Linked DNA regions of Homo sapiens: region 2 is linked to region 1. Evidence: chromatin contacts called from ENCODE Hi-C or POLR2A ChIA-PET data. All regions are on one chromosome and are shown on one strand. The core of a region is the stretch at or near the end of the contact, and the rest is flanking DNA. Distances in the headings are between cores, read along the strand shown. Region 1 has its middle 27 kb from the start of PTPN1. Region 2 overlaps BCAS4 (breast carcinoma amplified sequence 4).

Region 1 (5,263 bases), core at 1,917-4,416:
AGCATTTTGGGAGGCCAAGGTGGGCAGATCACGAGGTCAGGAGTTCGAGACCAGCCAGGCCAACATGGTGAAACCCCATCTCTACTAAAAATACGAGAAATAATTAGCCAGGTGTGGTGGCGTGCGCCTGTAATCCCAGCTACTCAGGAGGCTGAGGCAGGAGAATCACTTGAACCTGGGAGGCGGAGGTTGCAGTGAGCCGAGATTGTGCCATCATTGCACTCCAGCCTGGGCAATGGAGCAAGACTGTTTCAAAAAAAAAAAAAAGAAAGAAAAAAAAGAAAAAAGAAATAGTTTCTCTTGATAAATAAACAATTAACAACAACAATAACAAAATGTAGGTGGGATTTACAGAACCCAGGGATGCTGCATCACTCCAGCGATAGTAACAAAGGGAGTTTATCACAGCTAGATAGTAACAGAGGGGTCCTTAGCACCCCCACATAGTAACAGTGGCCTGGAGGAGCAAAGGAAGAAGTGGTCTCCAGGTCCAGAGAGAGGGAGCTCTACAGAGAGGCTACCTGACAGAAGCTGTGTCATCCTTCAGTCAAGGGACACAGTAGACCATGGTGACCCAACAGGAGAGCTGGGGGAATAAACAGCTCCTCTGGAATTGAGATGTTCAGTTAGCCAAGTGCATTTGTTAGCTGCCCAACCACTCTAAGCTCACGAGGAGCAAGAGAAAGCATGCCTTCTTAGTAGCTACTAAACAAATCCTGAGATGAACTCTGATTGAACCAATCTGTGCCACATACCCATCTCTAAGCCAATCATCGTAGTTTTTTTGTTTGTTTGTTTGTTTGAGACGGAGTCTCGCTCTGTCACCCAGGCTGCAGTGCAGTGGTGCAATCTTGGCTCACTGCAACCTCCACCTCCCAGGTTCAAGCAATTTTCCTGCCTCAGCCTCCCAAGTAGCTGGGATTACAGGCTCCCGCCACCATACCCGGCTAATTTTAGTATTTTTAGTAGAGACGGGGTTTCACCATGTTGTCCAGGCTGGTCTCGAACTCCTGACCTCAGGTCATCCCCCCGCCTCAGCCTCCCAAAGCACTGGATTACAGGCGTGAGCCACTGTACCTAGCCAATCATCATAGTTATTGTACCTCCACTGCTCTGGTTCGTTGGTGCTAAGTCACATGCTCCTTGTTGGGTTACAGGCTCAAGGGAACTTCCTGATGGAGCGAACTTCCAGAAGGGGTGGTTCCCAAATGGAAACTCAGGTTACTTGGCATGGAAGAGAGTGCCGTAGATTCAGGGTGGCCCCAAATCAGCAAACATTCATTATATTCACGTTATAAAATGAAAGAACATTCAGAAAACAGCATAAAGTAGCATGATACCATTGGTAGGCACTGTGGGATTTCCCATCAGCCATCCTCAAAACTTATTTTTGGCAAATGAAAGTGTTGGACTAGGGTAACTCTTCCCTGCCAACATTCAACATGTGTGACTATCCCCAGAAAGTAACTACGTAGGAACAAGAACATGAGATGCTCCCAGCTGGAGCCCCAAGGGCCATTTCCAAAGCTACCAACAGAGCGTCCTCTGTGTTTCAGTAAGGGTAACTTTCTGCAAAATACAACAAAGATGTTCATGTGAAATAAAGGGGGTGATTTATGTATGAAAAGGTGGGGTGTGAGCCTTGTGAATACCATGGGAAGATGAGGTCCTTCCACTCAGGGAATAGGAGCCCCGTGGTTTGGCCCCAGATGGTAAACAGGAGTGCTGTTTAGTTGAAGAACAGCATGTCCCATTCTGTTCTTTTGGGGAGATTTAAAGCAAGACCGTTTGCAATTGGATCTAATTGATAAGTGTCTTAGTTTGGAATCCCCTGTTGGCACACCTCATATCTTAGTTTAGATTCTCTAGATACAGACCCTGAGACAAAGACTCAAGGACACATCACTTCTTTGGAAGGCAAAAGAAATACGAGTAGAGAAGAAAAGAGACCCAGGGAAAGGAGGACAACCAATATTAAGCAAGTTATCAAGACAGTTACTGCCCTAGGCAAGTGAAGCTTAATTCCACCTGTGTAGAACACATGTCTCAGAGTTATCTTACCTGAAGGATCAGCAACTCCATCTTGGAAGCTAATCCGCCATGTTGGCTTCTGATTAACCCCTGTTCCAAGAAGGCCTCTAAGATTTCTAGTTTATCTATTATTCCTTGTGTAAGAGCAGGTTCTGACTCTATATCCTGTCCTTAGGTCAAACAACCTTGATGTTATCTTACTTCAACTGTTCTACACATCCCTTCTGAACCACCCCTCTCCTATGGTATAGAAGCCCTGGGTCTGGGAGATAATGGAGTGGGGATCCACCATCTTGTCTGGCCACCGCAGGAGACACAGACGTGGCATCTGTTTCTAAGTTTCTATTAAAAGTTTCTTTCTAAGGAACTGAGTATGTCAGCATCATCTCTTCAGCCTCTCAGCTTCCTTGGACTTTGGGGTAAGTTTGCATAGACCTGCCCACTGCAAAACAATCAGGAAGCTGGGGTATTTATACACCACCTCTATCCATTCCTTGGTTGAAGGCAGCTGGAAAGAAGAGAAGGAATATTCATTCTCCAACCTCCTTTAGGCTGCTTGACTCTGACAACCAGAAGAAAAAACCCAAAAAACTCATAGAAAAAGATGCACATACTACCAGTTAGAAGTTGGGCAGTTGGCCAGGCGCAGTGGCTCATGCCTGTAATCCCAGCACTTTGGGAGGCTGAGGAGGGCGGATCACCTGAAGTCAGGAGTTCAAGACCAGCCTAGTCAACATGGTGAAACAAAATACAAAAATTAGCCGGGCGTGACGGTGGGTGCCTGTAATCCCAGGTACTTGGGAGGCTGAGGCAGGAGAATTGCTTGAACCCGGGAGGCAGAGGTTGTAGTGAGCCAAGATCATGCCACTGCACTCCAGTCTGGGCAACAGGGCAAGACTCTGTCTCAAAAACAAACAAACAAACAAAAAAAAGAGCTAGTTACCTTTATGGGCAACTGGGGCACAGTCCCAGAGGGGCCCTCAGGGGATGATGTGGAGTATACCGCAAGATTGTCTCAGGAAGGGTTGGGGAAACTGTGCTGTTTATCCGCAATGACCACTCTCAGCGGTTGAAGGTGGTGCCCGGGGCCAGCAACTCCAGTACACTTCCCTTCCCACACATGTGACCTGCCATGCGCACATGAAGCACACAGGCTCTGGGCAGAGAGATGCGGGTGCCGGAGGTTGGGTATACGTCACCAGCATTTATAGAACTGTCCATCTAGCTTCAGGCAGCTCTCTTGAGTGGGCTGAGGAGGATGAGTGAGCACTGATGCTGGCCAGGAAACTTAGGAGAAGGAGGGGAAAGGAAGAAAGGAACAAAACTAACATTTATAAAGTGCAGGGTAGTTGCCAGCCATTAGCACAGTTACTTTCGTTTTCTGATTCCCATTGTACAGTTGAGAAAAACGAGCTCAGAGAGGGAAAGTGACTTGCTCTTGACTATGTGACAGTTAAGTGCTGGAATTCCAGCTCAGATTGAGTCTACAAAGACAGTGTTCTCTATCTCCCTCTTCCTTTTCTCCTTGTCCTCCTCTTCTCTGCTTTTCTCTCCCTCTCCCTCCTCCCCACCACCTTGTTTATTTTTTTTCCAAATAATATTTAGAGTTACCAAGACAGAAGTCAAGAGGAAAGCTTTCTGGTGTCCTTAAAGATGTGCTTTATGAAAGATAGTTTTCATTTGCTCTTTTATTCATTTGACACATTTATTAAGCACCTATGATACGCAATATATAGAAAACAAGACAGACACAATCCTTGCCCCTTAGGCTTTATACTCTAGCAGGAAAAGGAGGCATTAAACAGCTAAATACACATGGCGAGGAGGGGGTAAGGGAAGCCTAGATGGGGAAGTGGGGGAGTGAGATGGGAACAGGAAGGCAGCCATAAAAAGCAATTAGTTGATTACGTTGTGATACAGGTTTCTCAACCTCCGCATTAGTGAAATTTTGACTGGATCATTCCTGTAGGCTGTTCTGGGCATTGTAGGATATTTAGCAGCGTCTCTGGCCTCTACCCACTAGATGCCAGTAGCATTCTTACCCTGGTTTTGACAACCAAAAATGTTTCCAGACATTGTCAAATGGCCCCTGGGGGGCAAAATCACTCCCAGTTGAGAACCACTGTGGTAAATAAGAAAGGCAGATACGAAAACATGTAACAAGGAAACAGAATCTAGGCATACCCACAAGGAAGTGCCTTTAGGACGAGATCCATGTGACAATAGGCATTAGCCAGGCAGAAAGCAGGAATGGCATCCTAAGTAGAGTAGACAGCATGTGCAAAGGCCCTGTAGCCAGACCTGAAAGGATACTGGAGAACAGAGAGTGGCCTGGTGAAATGGGCAGGGCTCAGTTCACACAGGGCCTTAGAGTCTGAGTTATAAATTTTAGCCTTTATCCATGGTCACTTTTCCTTTTTTTTTTTTTTTTTTTTGACACAGTTTCAGTCTTGTTGCCCAGGCTAGAGTGCAATTGTGCAATCTCAGCTCACTGCAACCTCCGCCTCCCAGGTTCAAGCAATTCTCCTGCCTCAGCCTCCCGAGTAGGGATGTGCCACCATGCCTGGCTAATTTTGTATTTTTAGTAGAGACGGGGGTTTCTCCATGTTGGCCAGGCTAGTTTCAAACTCCTGACCTCAGGTGATCTGCCCACCTCGGCCTCCCAAAGTGCTGGGATTACAGGCGTGAGCCACCATGCCCAGCCACTTTTACTTTTAAAATTCATTTCAGCATGGTTAAAATAATAAAAATAAACTAAATGACAACAGACAACATCAAGTGCTGACTAAGATGCAGAGCAACTGGAACTCCCATACACTGGTGGAAATGCACAACGGTAGAGCTTCTTTGGTTGTTTTTTTTTTTCTTTCTTTCTTTCTTTCCTTCCTTCCTTCCTTCCTTCCTTTCCTCTTTCTTTCTTTCTCTCTCTCTTTCTTTCTTTCTTTCTTTCTTTCTTTCTTTCTTTCTTTCTTTCTTTCTTTTTTTGAGACAGAGTCTTGCTCTGTTGCCCAGGTTGAGGTGCAGTGACACAATCTCGGCTCACTGGAACCTCCACCTCCTGGGTACAAGGGATTCTCGTGCCTCAGCCTCCTACAGTACAGCTTCTTTGGAAACAGTTTGGCAGGTTTGTTTGTTTGTTTGTAAAGTTAAACCTACGGTTATCATACAACTCACCAATCCTGGCCAGGCATAGTGGCTTATGCCTATAATCCCAGCACTTTGGGAGGCCAAG
Region 2 (4,956 bases), core at 2,109-4,608, 330 kb after region 1:
TTAAGCCATTGGGTTCCAGCTGCATGGCTGGCAGAGGGTAAGGTGAACCCAGAAGTGCCGTGACCACGCCGTGCCCTTCCTGAGCAGGCCAGGATGGGTTGCAATGCACTTCCTACAAGCACAGTGCTGCAGAAACATCTTGGGAAGGAGGCATCCCACCCCGCTGGGGCATGGGCTTCCGTGGCCTCCCATGCAGGTTGTGTGTTCTTAAGCATGTCTGGACCCGTGTCTGCGTTGTGTGCACCTGCACTCCCAGGATCTCTCCATCACCCGCTGTGCCCCACTCCTCTCTTTCTCTTTCTCTTTCTTTCCCCTGGACCAGAAAGAACAACCAATCTTCTCCTCTAACCACAGTGACCTCTTGGCTCCATCCTTTCTCCCTTAGTGCGATAATGACATTTTCTCATTGTAATTTAATTTTGGGGTTGGGTGGGGGAATGATCTTTCTTTTTCCCCGTCTTCTCTCCCCTCTCCCCGACTGAGGCACAGAAATAGTCCCAGCTGTGAGATGAAGGTTGCAGAGTTTAAAATTGCAACTTGGTACTATTTATACTCCAGCCTGAAAGATGTTTTTTTGTGCAGTCGTTTATTTTGTTGTGGTGGAGATGGCTCATGCTGGAAGCAGCAGGAACTGGTGCTGTATAAACAGTTCTCTGGGGACAAGTGGGTGGTGAGGGAGCCTTCAGGTGCAGGGGGCAGGGACTAGGCCTGCCCAGAAACTCTGAGCACGCCTCCCTGGAGCAGGACGGTGTGGCCTGGTAGGGAAAGCAGATCATGTGCTTGGCGAACTTTCTTCCTGAATGCTGGCCATTACAAAAATAACAACAGAAACTGGTATTTTAGAAGTCATAAAAGTAGTAGATAACTTGAGGGGGAAAAAAAACCTAATTTTTCTTTTTTGTTTTTGAAGACAGATCTTGCTCTGTCTCCCAGGCTGGAGTACAGTGGCACAATCTTGGCTCACCGCAACCTCCTCCTTCTGGGTTCAAGCAGTCCTCCTGCCTCAGCCTCCTGAGTAGCTGGGACTACAGACGCGTGCCACCACGTCTGGTTAAATTTTGTATTTTTAGTAGAGACGGGGTTTCGCCATGTTGGTCAGGCTGGTCTCGAACTCCTGACCTCAGGTGATCTGCCCACCTTGGCCTCCCAAAGTGTTGGGATTACAGGCGTGAGCCACTACGCCTGGCCAAACCGCTAATTATTTCCCTAATTTTTACACAAGTGCATGAAGCAGTTGTACACTGGCAGGCCCTCTGCACGTTCGTTATTGGCTTAATTTGTGAAGCATTAAAGGGTTTTTTAAATGTGTTCCAATGTTTAAACATTGGGGCATTTCCTATCAAATTAGGATTTCTGGCTTCTCTTGGAAAATGGAAAGATCTGGCAGCTCCGGGCCTGCATTTCCTGATGGCAGCTAGTGGCCAGCAGCTGGAGGACTGGATGAGCACCTCTCAGATCACAAGCCTGATGGCCTGTTTCACTCATTTATGTTAATGTCCAGCCTGATGACTGGGTTTTATTTCTTCTTCTTTTTTTAAAGACAAGTTCTCACTCTGTCGCCCAGCCTGGAGTGCAGTGGTGCGATCACTGCTTACTGCAGCCTCAGCCTCCTGGGTAGCTGGGACTACAGACATGCACCACCATGCCTGGCTAATTTTTTTTTTTTTTTTTTTTTTTTTTTTTTTGAGACGGAATCTCGCTCTGTCGCCCAGGCTGGAGTGCAGTGGTGTGACCTTGGCTCACTGCAGCCTCCGCCTCCCGGGTTCAAGCGATTCTCTTGCCTCAGCCTACTGAGTAGCTGGGACTACAGGTGTGTGCCACCACACCCGGCTAATTTTTGTATTTTTAGTAGAGATGGGGTCACCACATTGTCCAGAATGGTGTCGATCTCCTGACCTCGTGATCTGCCCGCCTCAGCCTCCCAAAGTGCTGGGATTACAGGCGTGAGCCAGTGCACCTGGGCTAATTTTTTTTTTTTTTTAAAGGGATGGAGTCTCACCATGTTGCCCAGACTGGTCTCGAATTCCTGGACTTAAGTGATCTTCCTGCCTCGGCCTCCCAAAATGTTGGGATTACAGGCATAAGCCACTGCTCCCGGCCATGGACCCTTTACATAACATAAAAAATTCAAGTTTCCCTTGTCAGAGTCCCTTTCCCAACTCCTCCTGCCCAGGGCTAAGTAAGCCCTGTTAATAGGGTTTCCAAAGAAACTATGGGATGCCCGGTTGAATTTGAATTTCAGATAAACAACAAATTTTTTAAGTATAAGCACATCTCTTAACTATTAGCAGTCTGGCACATATCATTCCAGGCCTTTCTCTGTGAAGACATGTACTTTTTTTTGAGACGGAGTCTCGCTCTGTTGCCCAGGCTAGAGTGCAGTGGTGCAATCTTGGCTCACTGCAGCCTCCGCCTCCTAGGTTCAAGCGATTCTCCTGCCTCAGCCTCGGAGTAGCTGTGACTACAGGCACACGCCACCATGCCCGGCTAATTTTTGTATTTTGAGTAGAGACGGGGTTCTGCCATGTTGGTCAGGCTGGTCTCAAACTCCTGACCTCAGGTGATCCGCCCGCCTCACACATTTTTTTTGGTATGGTTTGTATCTGACACCGTCTGCAGCTTGCTTTTCCTCTCCGGGGTATCACCGGGGCCACTGTGTTTATTAGAGCAGGCTGTGAGGTTGTGGACTCCATCTGGATTAGGATCCTTGCCCCGCTGTTTGTTAACTGTGTGATCTTGAGCAGGTTACCCCACCTCTCTGAGCCTCCGTGTCCTCATCTGTACAACGTGGAGGATACGGGTAGCTTTGTTATTTCCTGTATTTGTTGATCTTGTCTCTTTTGAAAGCTGCATAGAATGGAGAGGCCGTGGTGGCTTTAACCAGTCCTCCGTGATGGGCGCCAGGACTGCTGCCTGTTTATTGCTCTTTCAAAGGAGGCAGTGGAAGGGGGTCGAGCAGGAACCGGGCACATAATCCTAAGACTTAGTTTGCTTTAAAAAAAAAAAAAAAATGAAGGGTGTTTGTCTCCCTGGAAACCACTTGCTAATCTCCAGGATATCGTCTCTTTTTCAGGCGAAGGAGGTGGAGGAGACCATCGAGGGCATGCTCCTCAGGCTGGAAGAGTTTTGCAGCCTGGCTGACCTGGTGAGTGGCTGCCTGGAAGGCGTGGGTTTAGGCCCAGGCCAGACTTCAGGCCCTTGCTGGAGTTTTCTGCGGAAGCCATTTTGGTGGTGAGTTAGCAACCAGGAGGAATGGGGCAGCGGCCAGCGCTGAGAGGAAAGCCACGTGCAAACACTCCCTCCTCTCTCTCTCTCTCGCTCTCTCTCTCTCACTCAACCCCAAGTGCTTCCTGAGGCGGCCATCTTGATCTCGTCCTTCCCTCGAGATGGTTTTTATTCCGCAGAGGAGCCAGGAGTGGACCACAAGGTGGCACTCTCGGGCACCGATGCAGGGAGCCGTTCAGCGGGGACGCTAGACTATATTTAACTTTCCTCAGCTCTGCACCGTCCCCTGTGCAAACATGGAGACAGCCAGGAAATGGCTTCAGGCCTGCGAGGCCTAGGAGGAGCCTCTTGCCCAGGCCACAGCCCGTGGTGGAGTTGGGCATCGAGTTCCTTCCTGAATCCTTCTGTTCTCTCTGCTTTTACCTCCTACTCTGTCTGGTTGGCCCAAATCTACTAGCCTGGCTGAGGAGGAAGATGGAAGACAATGGCCCAGAAGACAAAGCCTCCCACGCCAGAGTCTCTAGAAATCGCCTCTAGAGGCTGGGTGCAGTGGCTCACACCTGTAATCCCAGCACTTTGGGAGGCCAAAGCGGGCAGATCACTTGAGGTCAGGAGTTCAAGACCAGCCTGACCAACATGGTGAAACCCTGCCTCTACCAAAAATACAAAAATTAGCCGGGTGTGGTGGCAGGCGCCTGTAATCTTAGCTACTCAGGAGGCTGAGGCAGGAGAATTGCTTGAACCCGGAAGGTGGAGGTTGCAGTGAGCTGAGATTGCGCCACTGCACTCCAGCCTGGGTGATAGATCAAGATTGTGTCTCAAAAAAAAAAGAAAAGAAAAAGAAATTGCTTCTAGATCCCAGTGTTCCTAGGATTGCTGCCAGCCAGGTGTGGAGCCCCCAGGAGTGCTGATAGAATTTTCTAGAAGCTCCCAAGCTTATTAGAGGCAAACCAGTAACCTGGGCTTGAGGTGTCTGCCTGGAGGCCCAAAGGGTAGAGCTCCATATTGTGACCAGGCCCTGTGTCTCCCCAGAGTGGAGGAAGCCTGGCCACCTGGGCCCAGTGGTGTGCGTTTATGTCCCTGAGAAGCACCGTGTCCGGACCCTGAGAGTGTTTGTGAGAACCCAAGGGAGTAACAGTAACAGCAGCCCCAGATGTTCATTGAACGCCTTTCTTTGTGCCCGGCACAAAGCCACCCTAGACAGCAGGCACTGAGTCATCCCTACCTATTCAGCGGACCTCGGCCCAGCCTCTAGGGTCACAGCAGAAATCCCAAGAGGACCTATATGGTTTCTTCTCTTGAGTCAATTTTTACGTTCAGATGTGGGTCCAGGTGGGAGCTAGGTAACAAGACAGGCTTTTAACAGCCTGGATTGTCCTTTCTTTACCACCACGCATTGGACTCTTTCTTTCTCTTTCTGTCTTTGTCTTTCTGTCTTTCCGTCTTTCTGTCTTTCCGTCTTTCCCTCCGTCCCTCCCTTCCTTCCTTCCTTTCTTCCTTCCTTTCGAGATAGAGTCTCGCTCTGTCCCCCAGGCTGGAGTGCCGTGATGCAATCTCGGCTCACTGCAACCTCTGCCTCCCGGGTTCAAGTGATTCTCCTGCCTCAGCCTCCTGAGTAGCTGGGATTACAAGCATGCACCACCATGCCTGGCTAATTTTTGTATTTTTAGTAGAGACAGCATGTTGACCAGGCTGGTCTTGAACTGCTGGCCTTAAGTGATCCTCCCGCCT

What was found. A loop is a pair of places that touch in the nucleus more often than their neighbours do. ChIA-PET counts read pairs that join two places held with the same protein, here RNA polymerase II (POLR2A). Pooled maps may share reads with other maps.
Region 2: a pooled map shows a loop between it and region 1 (2.7-fold over the local background). The contact joins two enhancer-like sites. A Hi-C loop is called at or near these places in 1 of 50 pooled maps. POLR2A ChIA-PET finds 5 or more read pairs at or near these places in 2 of 52 experiments (Panc1 and activated B cell).

What each region holds. Positions count from the first base shown.
Region 1 is chr20:50,480,470-50,485,732 of GRCh38, forward strand. No RefSeq gene overlaps it. Among named protein-coding and RNA genes, the nearest start is that of PTPN1, 27 kb to the right of the region's middle. RefSeq lists enhancers at 3,313-3,362, 3,403-3,512. Within about 2 kb of position 3,167, at least 38 of the 41 ENCODE cell types and tissues checked have a DNase peak (open chromatin) inside an H3K27ac peak, as active enhancers do.
Region 2 is chr20:50,815,138-50,820,093 of GRCh38, forward strand. It overlaps BCAS4 (breast carcinoma amplified sequence 4), which reads left to right. Exons shown (of 5, transcript NM_198799.4): 2 at 3,074-3,145. Among named protein-coding and RNA genes, the nearest start is that of BCAS4, 23 kb to the left of the region's middle. RefSeq lists enhancers at 18-187, 3,589-3,638, 3,649-3,698, 4,186-4,235. Within about 2 kb of position 3,359, at least 22 of the 41 ENCODE cell types and tissues checked have a DNase peak (open chromatin) inside an H3K27ac peak, as active enhancers do.